2 separate regions of the Mus musculus genome follow, and region 2 is linked to region 1. Evidence: chromatin loops called from intact Hi-C (ENCODE). Cell type or tissue: left cerebral cortex. All regions are shown on one strand. Each heading gives the region's core, and the rest is flanking DNA. Links, peaks and the distances in the headings are about the cores only.

Region 1 (7,787 bases), core at 1,630-6,629:
ATTACCTTGTCCAGCTTTAGTATGAGGTATGTGCCTAGTCTTATTGTGTTGTATTATGCTGTCTTTGGTTGAGAGGAGGTGTGAATGGAACTAAGAGAAGTGGAGGGAGGGGGCTGTGGTTGGGATGTATTGTATGAGAAAAGAATAAATTAAAAAAAAATCTGCAAGCTGGGTGTGGTGGCACATGCCTGTAATACCTCATTCAGGAGGCAGAGACAGGTGAATCTCTGAGTTTGAGGTCAGCCTAGTCCACAAAGCAAGTCCCAGGACAGCCAGAGCTACACAGAGAAACGCCTCAAACCAACCAACCAAACGAAACAAACAAAACAATAAACAAACAGACAAATAAACAAAAATCTATCCTTTGTTATACTTGACATTTTGATTGAGAAATTCACCTGTTTTGTGACTGGTTACTGCTTGTTGCTGGTCCCTGTTGTTTGTCCTTGTCACAGTTTTAATTATTCATTGTGTTGTTGATGGACCTTGAGTTGTTCTGCAGAACTTGGTGTTGCTCTTATTCATGGTTTATCATCACCCAGTGCAGATATCTGGGTGTGTTCTCAGGTGTGGAACTGAGCATTCCACACATACGAGCATTGCACACCTTCATAAGGAATTAAGGCACTGTGCAGGCAGCCAGCTGTCTCTACAAATTGTATATGTTTGGTCTTTGTGCTTCCTACATATTCAGGTAATATTTAATTTAATTTCTTCTCAGATCTCTGACGGGGTTGAAGACTAGTTATAGTCTCATAATTGAACCTAAACTGTTCAGCATTAAAGAAGAAGTTCCAGATGTGAAAGGATGGATTTCAGATGGCAATGCAAGTTAAACTCAGCATAATTCAGGCACGGAACTGTAAACTCTTTAAGTTAGGAGAGATGGTAGAATGCTTTATCTAAATTGACAAATATGATGGACTACATGTTAAATGTATTTCATACTTTATAATTTACATAATTGTTATAGTTGTGCCTAATTTATATTGAGAGAAAGAGCCTTTTTAATTGGGCAAAAGGGGGAAATGTTGTGGGTTGCCCTGGTGCTGTTTGTATTCTGATGTTAATTCTGTTTCCACGAAAGGGATTGCCCACAATGGATCAGCCGTCAATCCCATAGTCAGGTGATCTCATGTGAACTTTCTCCCCATCCTAACTGGTCAATAAAGGCTAGAGCCTGTGCTTGGGCAGTGGAGGGGGAAGGTGGGATGAGAGATTTGGGGGAGTGAGGGAGAGGACAAGAAGAGAAGAGAGAGAGGACAGAAGAGGAGGAGGAAGAGGAAGAAGAAGAGGAGAAGGAGAAGGAGGAGGAGGAAGGAGGAGGAAGAGGAGGAAGAGGAGGAGGAGGAGGAGGAAGCCATGATAGAGCAGCACCAAGTGACCAAGAGAAACCACAAGTCAAAAAGGATCTCATAGCTGGGGAATAAGTCAGTATATAGCACCAGATTTGCCCAACCTAGGCACATAGCTTATAATTATAATAACTAGACTATGTTTTTATATGGGCATATTGAAGTTGTAAATTATTATAACAGTGGATAAGAGTTCTTGTTTCTCCCCCTGGAATTATCATCTTTTCAATTGTAACCATTCTTGTGAGTGTATTACGCTATTGCTTTGGGGCCTATTTTGTGTTCTCCTGGTAACTAATGCAGTTCAAAGGTCGGCACGTTTATTAGTAATTTAATTACTAACAGTAGCTTAAACATGTATTATTTTGTTAATTTCTTTGTTCAAGTCTTTTGATTTTGCTTTTATTGAGTTGTCAACTATTTATTTTATTTTTTTTAAAGATTTATTTATTTATTTTATATGAGTACACCATTGCTCTCTTCAGACACACACCAGAAGAGGGCATCAGACTCCATTGCAGATGGTTGTGAGCCACCATGTGGTTTCTGGGAATTGAACTCAGGACCTCTGGAAGAGCAGTCGGTGCTCTTAACCACTGAGCCATCTCTCCAGCCAGAGTTGTCTAATTTTATCTGGATTTACAGAGATCTCCCTTCTTCAGCTTCCTGAGTGCTGGGATTAAAGGTGTGTGCTGCCATGCCTGTCCACACCTGTCCATCTGACCTTTGCTTATCATTGAAATGCATACTTTACAAGTTGTGTATGTGAGAGTTCTTTGTTCCTATTTGTAGACTAAGTTCCAAGGAAAAAGCCACACCTGTGTTAAGATTCCACAAAGGCTGATTAGAGCTTTAGAAAAGAGTTGGAATAGTGCAGATTCAGAGCAGATTATTCTGGGTTATCTCCATCTCACTCATTGCCCATCATCTGCATCTGACCTGACATCCTCTGACTATCAGACAAAACCTCTGGGGGTGGATTTGTAGTAGACCACAGCTTTACACCAGCCATGTGCTCGGGATGGCATCAGAAAGCATCCGAATGCCATGGCAAATTTTTCTGCACTTTGCTGTAACCTGTCCATCTGCTGTCTACACCAGTGTGTTGGTAAATACCTTGAGTCACGACTATCTCTTGTTCTATGACTATAGAAACATGCAAGCATTTTCCATGGTGGAATAGTTTATTCAGGGCAATCTGAATTCTGGGTTCCTCGGCTATGGCCACTCATATTTGGCTCAGAATAAAGTCTTCGGGTGACAGCTGTGGTCTGTGTCTACATACATGTGATACACCCCCCCTCACTACGTAGCCCTGGCTGGCCTGAGCTTCCCTTGCCTCTGTCTCCTGAGTGCTGGGGTTAAAGAAAGCTCTTGCCTCCACACATGGTTTAGACAGTGCGCCCACTCTGTGCCTTTCCCTTGCCACTTGATGGCACCTTTTGATGACTAGAAATCTTTCTTATAGTCCAATTCATCAAATAACTTTTATTTCAAGACAATAACTCTCAATTATGGAGTGACTTTTTTGTACCCTTCAGTAGAAAATCATATAAAATAGAGGATACTCAAGTAAATATGGATACTAGGTAAACAGTAAACAACAACAACAACAACAACAACAACAACAACACCTTTCTGATTAAACGTAGGGCCATGTGCCTCAGCCGTATCCCCAGCCCCAGTCTTCTTGTGTAAACTTACAACTTTGATTACGTTTTGTTTATTTAGTGTGAATGCACTTATGCTCGCACAGTGTGCGCATGAATGTGTTTGTGTATGTGAGGAGGTCGAAGGCCAGCTTGTAGGGTGAGCCATCTCCTTCCACTCTGTGGGTCCCAGGGATTGAACTCAGGCTGTCAGACCTAGCTCAGGCGCTTTATTCACAGAACCACCTTGATGGCCCCATAGACTTTTCTATCATTTTGAGGTGAGAGCTTTCTTGGTTGCTCAGGGAACCAAGGGTTGATCCCTTCTGCCACAGCCTCCTGAGAAACTGGAATAACAGGTCTGTGCCATGGAGTCCAGTGTGAAAGATACCTCACTATTTTTCTGTGTGTTTACATGTGTACGTGTGGATGTTTGTACTTTTTCTTCTTTATCCAAAGTTCAAATTTAATAGGACATCTTGTTTTTCCTCCTTCCCTTTTAGGTCTTTCAACTACAGACCTTTTTTGTTGCTGTCTTGGACACATTTTTGTCATAATGGGCGATAAACAAGGACTTCTGCTGCCATCTAGTGGACAGATGCACACATGCTGTATAGACAGGATGTCTTTTGTGGCAGGAATTTATTAGTCCCTACCGTGCGAGGCAGAGAGCTGGCTTCGTGCTGTTTTGTGTGTGGAGAAGAAATCTGCCTGACCTGCCACTTCCTAAAAAGTGATGCAGGTATCTTCTTAGTGCATCGTCAGGGAGTTCTGCTTTGTTATTCACCAGCTCACGATCAGGAATTGGTTTTTGAGTCCACAAATGGGAGTCAGATTTAATTCATGGCATAGTTGTCCTTTCCCCTCCCCTGAACATCCGAGTGCTTATATGCCAGTGGGTCCCTTTCTGGACTCCATCTCGATTTTTTTTATTGCTTTAGATGATGCCTTTACAATACCACATTATTTAACCACAATACAAATAGTTAGATTCCTGGGCCTATTTTAGATTGGTCGTTCCCTCCTAACCCCCACCCCAGAAACAATCCCTGAGACAAAGATCTGAATACAAGTATTTTATCAGTGATGTGATTCCTAGAACTATTCCTGGAGCAGGGAAGAAATGAAACAGAAGGAAAGAAGAAAGAAAGCACAGTGCATGTTGGTGAGAAATTAACCTCTGCGGGCAACTGAGGGGTTACATTGGTTACCTGGGGACTGTGGGAGAAAGTGATGAAACTGGGCTCTTCATGCGCTAGTCTTCAACCATTATGATGAAGCTACTTCAGGGACATTTACTTTCCAATGTTGGTTGTCTGCTCTGGTCTGCTGTGTGCTGGTTGAGAATATTCCTGTAACCGAATAAAGGTGGAAAGGAGGGAGAAAGGGAGGGAAGTTAAGGGGAGAGAGGGAGAGAGAAAGAAGCAGAGAGACAGAAACAGTGACACATACACACAGACACACACAGACAGACACACACAGACACAGCACACACACACAGACACACACAGACACAGCACACACACAGACACACACACACACACACACACACACACACACACACACACACACAGAACAAAGGGAACAAGAAGGTCTTCTCAAGATGTCTGCTCTGGTGAGTATCGTTGGCAACCCTGGTAGGACAGCACTGGCCCCAGCTGCCCTCCTCCTGTGCAGGGGTCTGCCCCACTGATGCCCCATACCAAGTTCCTTTCAGTTGCCTTTTCACTTTTTAATGAAAAGCTTTTGAACGGATAAAGAAAACAAGGTGCATATGCGCAATGGAATTTACTTGGTGGTAATGAAAAATAAAGTACAAATTTTGTGGGAAAATTAGATGGGATTGGAAAACATTATGTTAAGTGAGGTGACCCAGCTATGGCAAGCTAATGGTTCATGTCTTGCATATGCAGATCCCGGCTTTGGGTTTTTATGTGTGTGCATTAACGTGGGAGCGAGTGTGTACATAGACCAGGGAACTAGAGCAGGGTCCATGAGAGGGGAGGGGTTTCCTGGTAGTAGGAAGGGAGTCGAAGATGTATGATATGAAAGAAGGAGGTGGAATGCTGGGGATGGGATTGTTTAGGTGGGGGCGGGGCAGACAGAGGAGGAAAGGATGGGGATGCTGCAGGGTGATGGCTGGGCCTGCTGGTAATGACTACATCTGGAGTTAACTAAAATCCGAGGTTGGGGCCGCCAGTGAGGGATTTTTTTTTTTCCCTAAAATCATTTGAAATGTGAAGACCCACTTTTAATCTAGATCTTCTGAGTTGGGGAAATCCACCTTTAATCTGGGCCACACCTTCGAGTGGCAGCCATAAAGGATGTGGGAGAAGGAAGATTCTGCTCTTTGCCTGCTAGCCCTCAGTCTCACTGGCAAGCCCATTTCTTCAGTGGCATCAGAGCCCACGTCTTTGAGATTCTAGTGTGTGCCCCAAACCAGCAGAGACATTCAGTCCTGCGTATTCACCAAGAACTGAGTTCTTGGACCTTACGTTGGTAGACAGCTCTTGTTGGACCACAGTCTGTAAGCCACTCTAATAAATCATACATCTATGTCTACACACACACACACACACACACACACACACACAAACACACACAAACACACACAAACACAAAAACACACTTATTTTATAAGTTCTGTTCTCTTCAGAACCCCAATAATACGTTTGGCTCAAACTAAGAGTACATGAAAAGCTGACACTTAGCAAGCTAATGAAAAGATAAAATTAGTAGCAGAGAGATGGCTCAGGGGTTAAGCACACTGGCCACTCTTGAAGAATTCCCTTTCCAGCACCAGTGTCAGGCAGCTCACAGCAACTTGTAACTCCAGCTCCTGGGGATCTCACCCTCTTCTGGACTCTGAAGGCACCCACCCACATGTACACACATCCCATCCGCCGACGTGAAACTAGATTGGAGATGCCACGCATAGGCGGGTAATGCTGTCCCCAGAAGCTACGGGTTCTGAGATGAAAACCACAGTGTCAGGGGCAGGCTACCTTCTAGGCCCCCCAAAACAATAAGACGATTGGCAGGGCTGTTGGCTGCCCAGCAGAGCTAGACGGTACGATTGTGGCTGCTGCTGGGAAGACTGAGGAGATGGGCAGGACTGAGAAGGGGACAGACTGTCTTCCCCAGGGAAGAGCACACCAGTTGGTTATCTATACCAAGTGGTCAGCTCTGAAAATACAGACAAGTAACATTATAGAGAGCAGGATGCATTTGTATATGTATAGCTGTAACTAACTATATAAGACCTGAACAGGATCAGGCCCTTGGACATCCTGTCATGGGCGAGGGACTCGCAAGGCCCCCTCTCTTTCTCAGGATCAGATACTTAATGGTCGCTGGAAGAAGAAGAGGTATTTAGGTTTTCTTCAACGGTAAGGCACTCATGTTCCTGGAAGCAACCCAAAGAAACCCATTGGGTCACACACACAAATATGTGCATTCACACACATGCATATGTGCATGCACAGACATGCATGTGATTATAATCTCAAAAATAAAACAACAACAACAACAAACCCTTGTAGGCCAAAATGTCCCTCTTCCCTTACAAAACTGGAAGATATCAGCAGGAATAGGAACAGAAGAGAGAGAGATGGGGGTAACTGTGATCAAAATTCATTATATATGCATATGAAAATGTCATGATGAAGCCCATTATTATGTATGATTAATGTGTTAATAAAAACATAAAAAGAACCTTATAAAATCCTTATTAGGATTCTCCAGAGAAGCAGAGCCAACGGGATAAATTATATCCTCTGTACATTATAGGTATGTATACATGTAAATGTAATACACAGATATATGAGAGAGATTTATTTTAAGGATCTGTCTTACACCTTTTGGGAGCTAAGTCCAAAATCTGTAGTGATGACAAGCAAACTGGTTGGATATTCAGGTGAGAGCGGATTCTGTAGTCATGAGTCTGAACCTCACAGGGCAGCAGATGGAAATTAAAGCAGGGCTTATTTTGTGTGTGTGTGTGTGTGTGTGTGTGTGTGTGTGTGTGTGTGTGTGTTTGTGTCTGTGTGTCTCTATGTGTGTCTGTGTGTGTGTGTCTCTATGTGTCTGTGTGTCTCTATGTGTCTGTGTGTGTCTCTGTATGTCTCTGTGTGTGTGTGTGTCTGAGTGTGTGCGTGCACGAGCCTGCGTAAGTAGAGACCAGAGATCAACACTGAGTGTCTTCCTCCTTGTTTTTTTGAGGCAGCCTTTCTCACTGATTCCAGCTCTTTCGCTGGCGGGTGAGTGCCAGGGACCTGCCTATCTGCAGCGGCCAGTTAGGTACCACCACACCCAGATTTTTATGTGTGTGCTGAGGATCTGAACTCAAGATGAGAGGCCAAACCTACTTAGGGGGGGAAAAAACACAGAAAAGACAGTTTAAAGAGCGGAAGCAGCAGACTTATGACCTGACAAAGATCCTGTTGACAGCCACGGCTGGACTGAATCAGAAGTCTGTAAGAGATGCCCGAAACAGATGGCTTCCAGAAAAAGAGATAAGGGGGCCCCTAAAGATAAAACGCCTCCACTTGAGAAAGAACCAATGTGCTTTTTATAAGAAAGAGGGTCACTGGGCTAGATAATGCCCCAAGAAGAAAAAGCCTATTCAAACCATCACCTTAAAAGATGCCCAGGGTAGCCCTAAAAATAGAGGGGAAACCCACCAGCTTCCTTGTTGATCATAGAGCCAAATATTCTGTCTTGCTAGAACCTAAAGATAAAGTCTGTCCAACAGTTTATGAGTCATCTCTTGGTGACAGCAGAA
Region 2 (6,256 bases), core at 1,257-6,256, 97 kb before region 1:
ACAAGTAGCAAGGGATCTCATAGCTGGGGAATAGAGTAGTGTAGTGGTATACATATGCCCAATCTAGGGGTGCAGCTTATAAATATTGTAACTGAGTTGTGTGGTTTTTGCATGGGCTTATTGGGGCTGGGGATATACTGCAACACTTTCTATCATACAGCCGTTTACCTACTGATCTACCCATATATATTTGGCATTACTATGTATTTGAGGTAAATATATTTGTTTATTTATTTATTTATTTATTTACAACCTGCATTTCTTTATGTGTGTGTGTGTGTGTGTGTGTGTGTGTGTGTGTCTGAACGCATAGTGAAGGGGGCAATGCCTGTGCTAAGGTGTATGCCTTTAGGTCAAAAGACGATCTTGGTTATCTCCTAGCCTTCCACCTGGAGATAGCACCTCTTTGTTTGCCTTTTTAAACTATATCAGGTTAGCTGGCCTGTGAGCTTTCAGAGCCTCTCCTGTCTCAAGAGTCTTCTCATCTTGCCTGAGAAATAGCAGGATTGCAGAAGCAATCTACCTAATGCACCCTTATGTGGGCTCTGGGGATTTGAACTCAGGTCCTCACAATTGCACAGCCAGAGTTTTACCCACTGAGCTATCTCCTCCACCCAGTCTCTTTGTTTCTTTCTTTTGACAGAGCCTCACTATTAGCCCTGGGCTGGCTTTGATCTCTCAGTGTAGACCAGGGTGGCATTGAACTCACAGAGATTTGTTTGCTTTGGTGTAGCATGTTGGGATTAAAGGCTTGCGTCAGCACGCTTGGCCCTGCATATCTTTTCTGGCTATCGATTATTATTGGTTTAATCACAACCAATACTAAAAAAAAAATTCTTATAGAGTTTTTGATTTTTATTATTTTCTTGAGAAAAGATCTCACTATGTGTGTATGTTTTGCTTGTGTGTATGTCTGTGTACCGCATGCATGCCTGGTGCTCTCAGAAGCCAGAGGAGGGCATCAGATACATTGGACCTGGAGTTACAGATGGTTGTTAGCCACCATTTGGGTACTGGGGAACAAAGCCTGGATCCCTTGGAGGAACATCAAGTGTTCTTAACCACTGAACCATCCATCTTTCTAGACCCAACCTAATAATATTTTGTTTTTTAAAAATAACACACTGAGTCCAATTTATGTTGTGCATGTTGTTGTGGATGGGCCTGGTGTTGTTTGTATGTTGATGCTAATTCCACTCTCCTGGAAGGGCCTGGGACAAGGAGTGAGTCATACTCAGGTGACTTCTTGTGAACCAATCCCCTAATGAATAAAGGAGCCAATCACTGGGCGAGTAGGTGGGACTTTCGGGTTGGACTGAGGTAGAGAGGAAGCAGGAGGGAGCTAGGTCCTTTTGGACAGGGCTAGTATGAGGACAAGATGTAGCTATGAGTATCTCCCGGTTTCAATCACCTGAGGATTTAGATTTAATAAGGCTTACAAGATTAGAATGTAGAACTTCACATTTAGAGAACAGTTTGACACTTCTTTGTGGGGCGGCGGGCTGTGAGAGGTAGCCTGGCTCCTGGTTGAGCTAAGGCTTGAAACCCGGAGATTCTGAAGGGACAGTAGGCATTTTGCCTATTTTCAGGCACCAGTCCCGTCACATAGCTACACCCCCCCCCCCGTAGAGAGGTTTGTAGCCATTAGTCATGTAGGAGCAGCACCCTAAACCTCCCACAGGTAGATAAGGTATCCCCAAGCTCTCAGACCAAGCCAATGGGAAGTACCTGCTGTCAGACCCTGACCCACCTAAAACTGTTTATAAGGATCCTATCCAGAAGGAATAAAGGTGTGTGAGAACTACTCTGTCGTCTGAGAGCTTTTGTCATAAGAGCTGTAACACCATCGCTTAGGGAAGAGATCTACTCACCTGAACATGTCCCCAGAAGCTCCCCGCACCCCTCATTGGTTAGTCAGCCTTCTGCTGGCTCAGCCTGGCCCTCAGCACAGAGTGACTGGTGCAGTGTCTTGGAGCAACTGAAGCGGCAGAGTTGGAGGTGGAGGCAGCTGCAGTGGCGGAGGTGATTCCCCTTCCCTGCTCCCGTTGGCCTGAATCCTCTCACCTGGCTGGGCAGGAGATGTTGGTGGGAAGCCTCCAGGACCCGAGCCCACACTCCGAGGTAGGTTTACCACTGAGAGCTACCAGCCATGGATTTCCGGTCACCTTTACAGTACCAAACAAGCATGTGTTTGGATCAGACCTCAAATCCAACCAGAAAGAAGTTGGTTACCCCCAAAACATTCATGATGCTATTGCTGCCTCATTGTAGTTCACAGGGCTCAGGTCATGGTAATGTTGTCGATGACTCCCCGAATCGCAGCAGGCAACGTGGGATTTCCCAGGCCTATGAGTAATTGCCACTTTCAGATAGATGCACATGTACTTATAGAAGATCTATAGATAATGTTCTCTCCCGCCCCCTTTCTTTTCTCACAGACTCTTGTTATGTAGCCAGGACTGGCCTCTAACTGGTACATCCCCTTGTCTCAGTCTCCTGAGAACTGAGATTACAAGCCTGACACGAGATCCAGCTGCCGTTTATTAATTGAGGACATAAAGGCAAGTCAAGAAAAAGTATGTTGGGCTGGTGAGATGGCTCAGTGGGTAAGAGCACCCGACTGCTCTTCCAAAGGTCCCGAGTTCAAATCCCAGCAACCACATGGTGGCTCACAACCATCCATAATGAGATCTGACTCCCTCTTCTGAAGTGTCTGAAGACAGCTACAGTGTACTTACATATAAATAATAAATAAATAAATCTTAAAAAAAAGTATGTTTACCATGATCTCGTGCACATAAAAGATCGTGTTTGTTTTCAAGCATATACTAAATAGATACAAAACTGGACTATCAGAAATAACTACATATTTTGTCTGACTTGGATCATTTACAAAGAGAATGCATTTTGTATAATTAAAAAAAAACTAAGGTCCACTTTTTTTTTTAGGTATTTTCCTCATTTACATTTCCAATGCTATCCCAAAAGTCCCCCATACCCCCCCCACTCCCCTACCCCCCTCACTCCCACTTTTTGGCCCTGGCATTCCCCTGTACTGGGGCATATAAAGTTTGCATGACCAATGGGCCTCTCTTTCCACTGATGGCCGACTAGGCCATTTTTTGATACATATGCAGCTAGAGACAAGAGCTCCGGGGTACTGGTTAGTTCATATTGTTGTTCCACCTATAGGGTTGCAGATCCCTTTAGCTCCTTGGGTATTTTTTCTAGCTCCTCTATTGGGGGCCGTGTGACCCATCCAATAGCTGACTGTGAGCATCCACTTATGTGTTTCCTAGGCCCCGGCGTAGTCTCACTAGAGACAGCTATATCAGGGTCCTATCAGCAAAATCTTTCTAGTGTATGCAATGTAAGGTCCACTTTCAAATCTATAGAATAATACCTTTTAGAATACAGAACACAAACAGGGAAAGGCATGATTAGTTTAAAATTCCAGCACGTGGGAGGGGGAAAGACAAGGATAAAGAGGAGTTCCAAGACAATCTGGACTACTTGAGACCGTCTCTAGAGCAGTAGTTCTCAGCCCTCCTAATGCTGCGATCCTTTAATTCTTCATGTTATGCTGACCCTCAGTCATAAAATTATTTTCGTTGCTACTTCCTAACTGTAAGTTTGCCACTGTTATGAATCATAATATAAGTATCTGGTATTTCTGATGGTTTCGGGGATCCGCAGGTTGAGAACAGCTGCTTTAGAGCAACCAAACTGAACGAACAGAACAAAGCAAAAAGCAAAGTCTAATTACAAGTGAACTCTGTTCAGGTGGGTACGCTAGGGGGCAGAGGAGGTATAAAACCCACAAGGTGGCAGGAGAAACCGCCAAGAGGAAGGAAGGGCAACTGTGCTTTGTGGTCGCCAGGGGGCAGTAGTGTAGGACAACCTAAACTTAACTACCAGTCCTCGACCTCAAGGCCAATGTGGACAAATCAGAGGTCATATGTTCTGTCCCTCTGTCTAAGCTTCGGCAGACTGGAGAGTTTGCAATAGAAGATGCCCTACTCCAAAATAGTTTGTCTTTCTGAGAAATCATTGACATTAATACCTCACTCGCGCCAAACTGTTCTCTCTTCTGCCTCCTTTCTTTTGCAACACCACGGTGGGGAAATTGAGTCACTGGGAGGAGAAGGGAAAGAAAGTCGAAGTCAGCCAGCCCTGGTCTTCCAGACGAGGGAAGGGGGAGGGTTCTCCAGGAAAACAAAGCGGGGTGGGTGGGGAGGTGGTTTGCTGGGCAGAGGCTGAGCCAGACATATGGAGAAACACTGCCCAGGATCAAAGGAAATATGACATTTGAAAAGAATGTGCGCGTCTGCTTGTGCCGCTGAGCGGGGGGTATGAGGGAGCAGGGCCCCGGCCGAGTTTCCGGGTCTGTTCTCCTTGGATTCCCACCTCTGCCCACCCTTCTCTTAGGTGCAGGGTGGTAGATGTTCTCGAGGTGTTCCTCGCGCCCCCTAACCGTGAGTTCCTCCAGTTCGGAGGTGAAGCAAGACGGGAATGTAACCTGAGAAGAACCCAAGGGGAGAGAGGGGGGCGGGGAGGGGGGAATCAAACCAGGCCCTCTCCCGGCTCGGCCTCGGAACATTCTTCTCTCCCGCCCGCCAAGCTTCTCCTCCCTGCCCCTCCCGCCTCGCGGCCCTGGGCTTGCAGCCGGGGCAGCGCCGCACGTCACTGGGGTCCCCGGGGGCTGGGGGGGTCCCCAGGACTGGCTCGAGGGAGGACTGAGGGGAGGGAGGGGCGCCGCCTCCGCCGCCAAGGAGCTGAGGCCCGCCAGGCCAGCCCCCCTTCCCTCTGCCCCGCAGAGCCTGTTTCTCATTAGAGTAATGGGCGCGGTCCCCGCCCGGCTCCCGAGTGTTTGTAAACGTCTGACCAGAGGGCCGGCGCTTAACCCTTTAGGTGCTGGACTGGGGTTTGCTGTTGGGGGACGCGGGTCGGAGCCTGAGAGATTTAGAGACTGGAGATTTGCCAGGTTTATTAGGGAAGTTTGGAGCATGTGGTAAGCATGCAAGGAGAATGGTGACTGCTCCCCTGTCTTGCAGCGCCTCCAGTCCGAATCAAGAATCTCCCGTTCTATTCTTTCTCTTCCAAATGGGACCTCTTTATGCTCGCCCTTCCTAGAAACTCCTGACCGGGTCTTCCTTCCCTGCCCAGGTGACAGGTGTCCAGCCGGTGGGCCTAAGTTTTTAGCTTCTGGCCTTTTCTAAACCCGGCCAGGAATTTAGGATGGCCGGGAGCAGAACGTCTTGGGATCAGCGAGCCCAGAGATCTGCAGCTTTTGGGACGAAGGAGCCGACTATCTCCTCCAAGGCTAATTAATGGCCTATCTAGGTGGCTGGGACAAGGGTATCAGCAAAGCCTGGCCTGGATCTACGCCCAGCGGGCTATGGGCCTTCAAAGGCTTCCTGGGGTTCGAAAGTTCTGAGAGGCTTCTGGGACAGCTAGAAGTTCTTCATCTTAAGGGAATGGTGGGGGGTGGCTTGTGGAGGTGGTGGCTAAGAACTGCAAAGGCTCCTTGGAGGTCCAGGTAGAGTGGTCTCAGCGAGGGTGGAGGAATGGCCTCCTCTACAGAGCAGCTCAGAGCCTCTCTCAATCCCAGATCTCTCTTCAACTCAAGATTTGGATGGAAAGGACAGTGAGGTGCCCTTTCTTGGGAGATTTTGGCTATCCTGCTCTTCAGAATGTACCGTGGGCCTGCTACAATGGGGGACGGGTGACAAAAATATGGCCTCTTTAAGGCGAGGGGACCCGGACCTCCCCACCCCCTACGCTGGGACTAAATAGGCTGAGGTTTGGGCTTTCGGTGGGAAATGATTGTCACAACTGTGGGCCAATAGGTACCATTAGGGTTCTATAACGTTTGAAGGGACCATTTTCCAATTCAGTTTTTTCTCCCTCTTTGGAGGGGGTGGGACTGGAGAGATGACCGGGGGCGGGGGGGGGGGGAACTAGGGGCGCGTGGTTTTCCCATCTCATCCATGGAGGAGGGGCCGGTGCATCCCGGGTAACCAATCAGAGACAGGCTGGGGGGGGGCCGCTTTGAAGAAGTTTGGGAGAAAAAAGTTTGGAAAAGTTTCTATAATAACGAGGGGGCGTCCGGAGGGAGGCGGCAGCGACAGAAGAGGGGGCGTCTCAGAGAAAGGGAGGGAGGGAGCTACCCTCGCGTGAAGCTACAGCAGCGTCCAGAGCTTCCCCCTCCCACCCAGGCGGGACCTGGGGGCTCCGGCCGGATCCATGGGGGCCG

What was found. A loop is a pair of places that touch in the nucleus more often than their neighbours do. Peaks named below come from ENCODE experiments on the same cell type or tissue, not always from the same donor. Only the 100,000 strongest peaks of a DNase experiment are listed, where the experiment ranks them.
Region 2: it touches region 1 in a loop (10-fold over the local background); 16 of 42 quality-filtered maps call a loop at or near these places.

What each region holds. Positions count from the first base shown.
Region 1 is chr14:55,915,274-55,923,060 of GRCm38, forward strand. No RefSeq gene overlaps it. Among named protein-coding and RNA genes, the nearest start is that of Sdr39u1, 19 kb to the left of the region's middle. In left cerebral cortex, for the core only: a CTCF peak has its summit at 3,619 (motif pointing left); a DNase peak (open chromatin) is centred at 3,598.
Region 2 is chr14:55,818,791-55,825,046 of GRCm38, forward strand. It overlaps Nfatc4 (nuclear factor of activated T cells, cytoplasmic, calcineurin dependent 4), which reads left to right and starts at 6,005. Exons shown (of 10, transcript NM_023699.3): 1 at 6,005-6,256. The coding sequence starts at 6,247. Gm41159 (a long non-coding RNA gene) reads right to left here and starts at 4,799. Exons shown (of 3, transcript XR_874646.3): 1 at 4,408-4,799; 2 at 4,064-4,134; 3 at 1,238-2,165. In left cerebral cortex, for the core only: a CTCF peak has its summit at 3,848 (motif pointing right); DNase peaks (open chromatin) are centred at 3,871 and 4,751; H3K4me3 peaks cover 1,662 bases; H3K27ac peaks cover 1,802 bases.